3 separate regions of the Homo sapiens genome follow, and regions 1 and 2 are each linked to region 3. The links are chromatin contacts, found by Hi-C or POLR2A ChIA-PET in ENCODE. All regions are on one chromosome and are shown on one strand. The core of a region is the stretch at or near the end of the contact, and the rest is flanking DNA. Distances in the headings are between cores, read along the strand shown.

Evidence for each region. A loop is a pair of places that touch in the nucleus more often than their neighbours do. ChIA-PET counts read pairs that join two places held with the same protein, here RNA polymerase II (POLR2A). Pooled maps may share reads with other maps.
Region 1: a loop to region 3 is called in a map of heart right ventricle, with 4 times the contacts of the local background. The contact joins the enhancer-like site here to the promoter of LINC02634 in region 3. A Hi-C loop is called at or near these places in 45 of 168 maps with a recorded cell type or tissue (A673, B cell, CD4-positive, alpha-beta T cell and 32 more), 25 of 37 single-sample maps with no recorded cell type and 41 of 50 pooled maps. POLR2A ChIA-PET finds 5 or more read pairs at or near these places in 3 of 52 experiments (AG04449, PC-3 and endothelial cell of umbilical vein).
Region 2: a map of dorsolateral prefrontal cortex shows a loop between it and region 3 (2.4-fold over the local background). The contact joins the enhancer-like site here to the promoter of LINC02634 in region 3. A Hi-C loop is called at or near these places in 6 of 168 maps with a recorded cell type or tissue (CD4-positive, alpha-beta T cell, PC-9, dorsolateral prefrontal cortex and 2 more) and 15 of 50 pooled maps. POLR2A ChIA-PET finds 5 or more read pairs at or near these places in 1 of 52 experiments (GM12878).

The regions. Positions count from the first base shown.
Region 1 is chr10:35,560,295-35,563,130 of GRCh38, reverse strand. All of the region lies in intron 8 of CCNY (cyclin Y), which reads right to left. Among named protein-coding and RNA genes, the nearest start is that of GJD4, 44 kb to the left of the region's middle. Within about 2 kb of position 1,275, at least 4 of the 41 ENCODE cell types and tissues checked have a DNase peak (open chromatin) inside an H3K27ac peak, as active enhancers do; they include dorsolateral prefrontal cortex, gastrocnemius medialis and heart right ventricle, where a contact is called at or near this core.
Region 2 is chr10:35,632,274-35,634,989 of GRCh38, reverse strand. No RefSeq gene overlaps it. Among named protein-coding and RNA genes, the nearest start is that of MIR4683, 7.6 kb to the left of the region's middle. Within about 2 kb of position 1,274, at least 2 of the 41 ENCODE cell types and tissues checked have a DNase peak (open chromatin) inside an H3K27ac peak, as active enhancers do.
Region 3 is chr10:35,243,235-35,245,934 of GRCh38, reverse strand. LINC02634 (long intergenic non-protein coding RNA 2634) reads left to right here and starts at 1,256. Exons shown (of 3, transcript XR_930819.3): 1 at 1,256-1,320.

The DNA of each region.
Region 1 (2,836 bases), core at 26-2,525, 320 kb before region 3:
GACACTGACAGCTTGCTATGTGATAAATTATCAGAAAACTAACGTGATGCCAAGAATGGGCCTGATGGATTTACTATCTGCATTTAGATAACTATGAAGAAACAGTTTTGGTGTAAAACGTTGTAAGAAATATATTCAAGTCGACCAACAAAAACCACATTTCAGAAATATTTGTCACACTAGATCAACACTGTATAAAAACCCAATTTGGTACAATTCAGCAACTTGAAAATAGAACTCTAAAATGATGTTAAAAAGAGCTGTTTTAATCATCTAATATGCTGCCTACTTTTCTAGAAACTAGGGTCACTTCCCAAAAGAAGGAGAAACAAAGTCTTGAAAAGGTATCTGCATAGCCACACTTACAGCCTCCACTTACTAGCCCAATGTGGAGGTAACCCAAGTGTCCATGGGTGGATGAGTGGATAAACAAAATGGGACACAGACCCCCAGTGAAGTATTATACAGCCCTAAAAAGAAAGGAAATTCAGACACACTACAACATGGATCAACCCTGAGGACATTATTGGCAAGTGAAATATGCTGGACACAGAAGGACACAGACTGTATGATCCCACTTGTGTGAGGTCCTGAAAGTAGTGAAGTTCACAGAGACAAAAAGTAGGACAGTGATCACCAGGAGCTGGAGGAAGGAGGAATGGCAAGTTAGTGTTTAACAGGGGGAGAGTTTCAGTTTGCGAAAATGAAGGGTTCTAGAGATGGATGGTGGTAATGGTTGCACAACAATGTAAATGTACTTAGTGCTACAGAAATGTATACTTAAAAATGGCTACAATCATAAATTTCATGCTACATACATTTTACTACAATTTAAAAACAAAACACCACCAGAAACCAGGTATCTACAGAGGAACTGAAGTTCTTTCTCTGTGACCTTCTGTGCCATGCAATGCTTGGACAAGTCACTTGATTTCTCCTTATTTGGATTTGTCTACACATGAAAATGACATTTACGGGAACAGTGCAAAACAAAAACAAGAAACAGACAAACCTCGAGGTGTAATTTTTTTTAACAGTATTTTTGCCTACAGAACTCTGCATGGTGAAATTTCACTGTCCTTTCCCCATCCACAGCGGTTGCCACTTCTTGCTCTAAGCTGGCCTGTGATGCTGTGACCACTGATTGTTGGTGAGAGTGGGAGAAAGGCTGGCCCTTGGCCCCATCTTCCCACATGAGGTCTGCCTGAAGCTAACATCTGACTGGTGCTGGTGACTATCCACATGGCCTGGTGCCCTGACTATTCTGCCTGCAAGTCTCAGTGACACTCGTCGTACAGTGTTCTTCAGCCTGCGCCCACAGATACGCAGCTGCACAGTCAGCTGCCTTCCAAGCCAGAACCCCTCTGTCCAAAGGTACATGGGGAGACTCCCAGTCAAGTTCTCACTGTTGGATAATTCTTGAGCAGGAGATTAGCCTATGGTCAAAAATACCAGGAAGGTCACTTCAGGAAGCTGGGACACAGGAGGCCAGGAAGAAGGGTACCTAGAAGAACAAGCACTACCAAAAACCCCATTTGAAAAGGTTTCCAGCTGAAACCTGTGAGCCCTCTCCCTGCTCAGGAGCTCCAAGGGAGAGCTCGGGTTGTTTGCCTCTGCCAGGAAACTGAGACCAGCTAACCACAGATTAACACACTGCTAAATGGCAAAAAGTTTAAAACAACGCGTACAGTATGGGCCCAGTTTTGTAAAAATAAAATCTATGTAAACACTGGGAAGTTCTATATAATAAAAATGTTAGCAATATTCTTTCTGAGTGATGGGATTATAGAAAAATGCAGCAGGGCAGCCCTTGATAGGATGGAGCCCACCCCAGGATATCTGAGACTTCTCCTGCCCAAACGCCTCCCACCCCACCCTCAGGCCCAAGCCACTGACTCTTTTCCCACTTGGGGATGAAAAAGAGGATTCTAGGATCTTGGGGACTTCCACAGCGTGCCAAGAAGGACAAGCTCCTGGCACGCACCTCCCTCATTCTGGGACACCCAAGTGGGATTTGTGGAAGGAACCCATTGTTCATCTAAGGTACTGCAGGTAGGGAGTGCAGCTTGGGTGGCTGTCCAGGCCCCTGTTCTACAGGCTGTGTCATCTCAGCTCTATTCCTGAAGTTATGCTGGGAAAACTCACCGGCAGTGCCTCTGCTCATCTTTACCTTGGTGCAGGGCCCCCAGCTTCCAGTGAGCCTTGTGCTACCTCCTCTCCCCATAAAGGGCTACCGAGGAGTCATGATTTTCCCTCAGCCATTCAGCTGAGTGATGTCCAATTCCACCAATTCCTGGGCTCACACGGTTTTACTGGGAAAGACTGAATGAAGTATTCATTTCTAAAAATTCTAATAGTAAATCTATTTTACTGTGCAGGTGCCACAAAATCACTTGGAGCCTCTAGCTCCACCAGCATCTATGTCCACAGATATCTCCAGCAGCTCCTAGAATGTAGATTTCATTCCTTCTTTTAATAAAGTTTACAGGGTGTATTAGTTTGCAAGAGCTGCTGTAATGAAAATGCTAGGGGCTTAAACAACGGGAATTTTTTCCCCACAGTTTGTGGCTGTAAGTCCAAGCTGTCAGCAGACTGGTATCTCCTGAGGCTGCTCTCCGTAGCTTGCAGGTGGCTGTCTGAGTCTCACATGCTCATCCTTCTGTCTGTTCCCTGTGTTCTGATCTCTTCTTCTTATAGGACACCTGTCATATTAGGTTAGGACCCACCCAAATGAACCAATGTTAATTTAATTAGGTCTTTAAAAACCTTATCTCCAGACATGGTTACATTCTCAAACACTAGGGGTTGGGAGGGCTTTGCATGTGAATTTGAGGGG
Region 2 (2,716 bases), core at 25-2,524, 390 kb before region 3:
CACAGCACTGAGATGTAGGAAGAACAGGATCTTAAAGAAGGATGAGCAGGACCAGGACCGGTGGCTCACGCCTGTAGTCCCACCACTTTGGGAGGACGAGGCAGGCGGATCACCTGAGGTCAGGAGTTTGAGACCAGCATGGCCAACATGGTGAAACTCTGTCTCTACTAAAAATACAAAAATTAGCTGGATGTGGTGGCTGGCACCTGTAATCCCAGCTACTCAGGAGGCTGAGGCAGGTGAATCGCTTGATCCAGGAGGCGGAGGCTACAGTGAGCTGAGATCACACCACTGCACTCCAGCCTGGATGACAGAGCAAGACTTTGCCAAAAAAAAAAAGGGATGAGCAGAGAAATGAGGTTTCTGAGGACTGGAATGTCTAGTGGGGATAGGAGGGAAGGAGGAGACTGTGACCAAGGACCACATAAGATCTTGGAGGACTTACAGAGTTCAGAGGCCTCAGGGGCAAGAATCTTGCTGCCCATGAACAAGGAGCAGGGGCAAGAACCTGTGGCATTAGGGAAATGTGGAATCTCAGATCTCTCTTACTGAATCAGAAACTGCATTTTAACAAGATCCCCAAGCTTCACAGGCACACCGAAGGGTAGGAAGTTCTAGCACACCATCCCACATTTCACTGGTTAGAAAACAAGCCCAAAACAACTGTGCTTACTGAACATCACACAGTCAGGAGCACAGCTGGGCCTAGAAGCCACTAAGCCTACTTGTCACTCCTGTCTCTGTAGATCTTTTCCAGCAGTCCCACTCTTCTGTGTAGACCTCTGAGGCCACCACAAGGTGCATTCAGGCTGGGTGTGGTGGCTCACATCTGTAATCCCAACACTTTGGGAGGCCGAGATAGGAGGATCACTAGAGGCCAGGAGTTCTAGACCAGCTTGGGTAATATAATGAGACTCCATCGCTATAAAAAAATAAAAAGCCAGGTGTGGTAATGCATGCCTGTAGTCCCTTGGGAGACTGAGACAGAAGGATCGCTTGAGTCCAAGAGTTCAAGCCTGCAGTAAGCTATGAATCTGCTACTGCACTCCAGCATGAGCAATAGAGAAAGAGTCTATCTCAAAAAAAAAAAAAAAAATGCATTCATAGCTGATACAGCAACTTACCAGGGCTGTGTTTACCTGGTTACAGAATCATAGCAGAGTTCTCTCACAGTTTGGTGGTGGCCTACACAGGAAATGTGAACGCCCATCCTTCAGAGACAAGAGGAGCACTGTGGAAAGGCTTGCCTCTTGGGATCCTGGCCAACTTAGGCCAGCTCACCTGCCTTTTGCCTTCTACAGCCACCGTGTTCCAATAAATTCCACATTTAAGAGTCTGTGTTCTAGCTTAGTGAGAAGGCACAGTGACTGGGAGTAATATGGTTTGGTTCTGTGTCCCCACCCTAATCTCGTTTTGAATTGTAATCCCCACATGTCAAGGGAGGAACCTAGTGGGGGGTGACTGGATTATGGGGACGGATTCCCCCCCTTGATGTTCCGATAGTGAGTGAGTTTTCAAGTGGTCTTGTTTGGTAAGTGTCTGGCACTTCCCTCTTTCTCTCTTTCGCTCTCCTGTGACTGTGTAAGATGTGTCTGCTTCCCCTTCACCTTCCACCATGATTGTAAGTTTCCTGAGGCTTCCCCAGCCACGCGGAGCTGTGAGCCAATTACTCCTCTTTCCTTTGTCAATGACCCTGTCTCAGGGAGTATCTTTATAGCAGTGTGAGAGAGGACTAATCCTCTATTAGTCAGATGGGCTTCTGTTACTGATTGAGTTCACATGGGGAGAGGGGCCAAATGTGGAACGTGTTGGCCCTGGCTGGCAGAGGCCTGAGGGCCTTTCAGGGAGAGCCTGGCCTCGGCCAGGCAGAAGGAGAAACAGCAGAACCACTGTGCCGTGAAGGCCAGTGCAGGGATCAGGGAGAGAAAAGGGCTTAGGGAACCCAAGAGAGCGTCCCAGAAATCTCTGCAATGACAGAGCAACCTGAGGAAGAGCTTGACTGGCCCAGCAGACTCATGCTGCAGGCTGTGCCCGGGAGGGGGCCAAGAGCATGGGTGGCAGCTGAAAAGGTCAGCCAGTAGCCAGAGAAAGGTGGAAGGAAGGAATTGCCCCAGGACAAAAGGCAAAGTTAGGATCAATGTTAGTGAAACAACCCAAGTTGGATAGCTTTCCGAATCTGGGGCACAGCCATTCTTCACAGGGGACAAACGCATGCTTTTATAGCACCATGTTTATCATGCAGGTGAATCATACACTGATTTAAATTAGAAAACCAATTTCTAATATTTTCACCCCTAACAAGCCCATTTTTAATTAACTAGCACTCCAGCAGTAGTTCTTACCATGCTTACATGTTAAAAGCACTTGGGGTATGTTTTTGTTTTTTTTTTATCATTACCAATGCCCATGTTGCACCCCAAACCAACAGAATCAGAATTTTGGGGGGTGCCAGCTGAGAATTCAAAGTTTTCTAAAACTTCCCCAGGCAATTCCCATGTGCCGCCAGAGTTGAAAACCAGTGAATGTAACTGAATGTGGTATTATCATCCAAAGTGAAATATATGCAGATACAGATCTGGATATGTAGATGTATTTATAGATATATAAATCTGTAGATCTGTAGACATATAGATCTATATAGATATATAGAAATAGAAATTAGCTAAGCAAACTAGCTATTGTCATCTAACTTGACTAAACAAAAGCAGTTATTTTT
Region 3 (2,700 bases), core at 7-2,506:
GCTTTCTGTATAACCTGTGGAACCATAAGCCAATTAAACCTCTTTTCTTTATAAATTACTCAGTCTCAAGTATGTATTTATAACAGTTCAAGAATGAACAATACGGGAGTGTATCCATATGATTCATTATTGTATATGGAAGCAGTAACATCCCACTAATGGGGCATCATAGAGAAGGGATACATCCCCTATAAGTGACATTTCTGGATAAATGAAAATGACCACCAGTCCTTTGGAAATTTCGCTTTTTTTTTTTTTTTTTTTTTTGAGACAGAGCCTCGCACTGTCAGCCGGGCTGGAGTGCAGTGGCGCGATCTCGGCTCACTGCAGTCTCCACCTCCCAGGTTCAAGCGATTCTCCTGCCTCAGCCTCCCAAGTCGCTGGGATTACAGGCACCCGCCACCACGCCTGGCTAACATTTTGTATTTTTTTTCAGTAGAGACGGGGTTTCACTATGCTGGCCAGGCTAGTGTTGAACGCCTGACCTCATGATCCACCTGCCTCACCCTCCCAAATTGCTGGGATTACAGGCGTGAGCCACTGCATCCGGCTGAAAATTTCACCATATTTGTTAGAAGTCTTAGTTTTTTAAACAACAAAATTAAGTATGACAATACTTACATAATTGAGAATCAATGAATGTCTTTCTGAAATAGATAGATGCCTGCCTCCTTGTACAGTGAAAAAACAACATAACTTTTTTCATGGCATCTCCAGAACACCACTGAAAGCATCGTGATTGAATATCGTAATAATCTAGTACTAATTTTGCTTCTTGGAATTCTTGTCTCTCAGTAGTAGATTGCCAGATGATACTTTGTCCTGTTGTTTTACCTGCTAACACCTCCTAATGTCCTGCTGCTCCTCGGCACCACACCTAGAAACCAGATCACCAAACTTAGGAGTTAGAAACATGCTCGTGCATGGTGGGAGAAAATGTAAAATGGTGCAGCCATTATGGAAAACAGTATGGAAGGTCTTCAAAAAGTTAAAAATGGAATTACCACATGATTCAGCAATGACACCCCTGGATATAAAACCCCCCACCCATCAAAAAAATTGAAAGGAAGATCTTCAGCATTTGAACATCTATTTTCATATAACATTATTCACAATAGCCAAAAGATGGACACAGCCCAAGTGTCTATCAATGGACGAATGGATAAAGAAAAGGTGATATATCCATGCAGTGGAATATTACTCAGCCTTGAAAAGGAAGGAAATTCTGACATGCCACATGGATGAACCTTGAGAATACTATGCTATGTGAAATAAGCCAGTCACAAAAGGACACATGCTGTGTAATTACACTGATATGAGGTACCTCGAGTTCTCTATCTTCATAGAGATAGAAAGTAGAAGGTGGTTTCTGGGGACTGAAGGGAGGAAAAGTGGAGCATTGTTGTTTAATGGGTATAGAGATTCAGTATTGCAAGACAAACTAAACTGTACACTTAAAAATGGTTAAGATGTTGGCTGGGCGCGGTAGCTCACACCTGTAATCCCAGCACTTTGGGAGGTCAAGGTGGGTGGATCGCTTGAGCTCGGGAGTTCAAGACTAGCCTGGCCAACATAGCAAAACCCCGTCTCTACTAAAAATACAAAAATTAGCCGGGCATAGTAGCATGTGCATGTAGTCCCAGCTACTTGGGGGGCTGAGGTGGGAGGATCACTTGAACTCGGGAAGTGGAGACTGGTAAGCTGAGATTGCCCCACTGCACTGCAGTCTGGGTGACCGTGAGACCTTGTCTCAAAAAACAAATAAACAAACGAAAAAACAACAAAAAAATGTTAAATTTTAAGATGTTAAATTTTATGCTATGTGTATATTGCCACAATTAAACATAAATTTTGAAAAATGAGTTAGCATGCATTAATTCATTCAAAAAACATTTATTTTGCATTTATTATATATCAGACTCTGTTCTTGGTGGCAGGGATGAAGGGCTGAACAAAACAAAGTTTTGGCTTTCATAGAACTTGCATCCTAGTATATAGTATATAATAGCAGACATAGTTTTGCTGTCCACCCAATCAAGTGCATCATTTCAGGTTATTGGTTTTCATAAAATAAATGTATTACCCAGAAAATCTGCAACTTGACCTATTTCAATGATGAATATATCTGAAGTTTAAATATCTTAATTCTAAAAGAGCATAATGATTACAATGTTTTAAGTCAGGCCAGGCATGGTGGCTCACAACTGTAATCCCAGTGCTTTGAGAGGCTAAGGCAGGAAGGTTGCTTGAGCCCAGGAGTTGGAGGGTACAGTAAGCTATGATCATGTCACTGCACTCCAGCCTGGGTGACAGAGCGAGACTCTGTCTCTAAACAATAACAAATAAATTTTAAATATTGATCTATCTCTAATATCTTTGGATGTGGTTTTGTTGTTGTTGTTGCTTGTTTGTTTTGAGACAGAGTCTCGCTCTGTCACCCAGGCTGGGGTGCAGTGACGCAATCTTGGCTCACTGCAGCTTCTGCCTCCCAGGTTCAAGTGATTCTCTTGTCTCAGTCTCCTGAGTAGCTGGGATTACAGGCATGCACCACCATGCCCGGCTAATTTTTTTTTTTTCTGAGATGGAGTTTCGCTCTGTCGCCCAGGCTGGAGTGCAGTGGCGCGATCTCGGCTCACTGCAAGCTCTGCCTCCCAGGTTCATGCCATTCTCCTGCCTCAGCCTCCCAAGTAGCTGGGACTA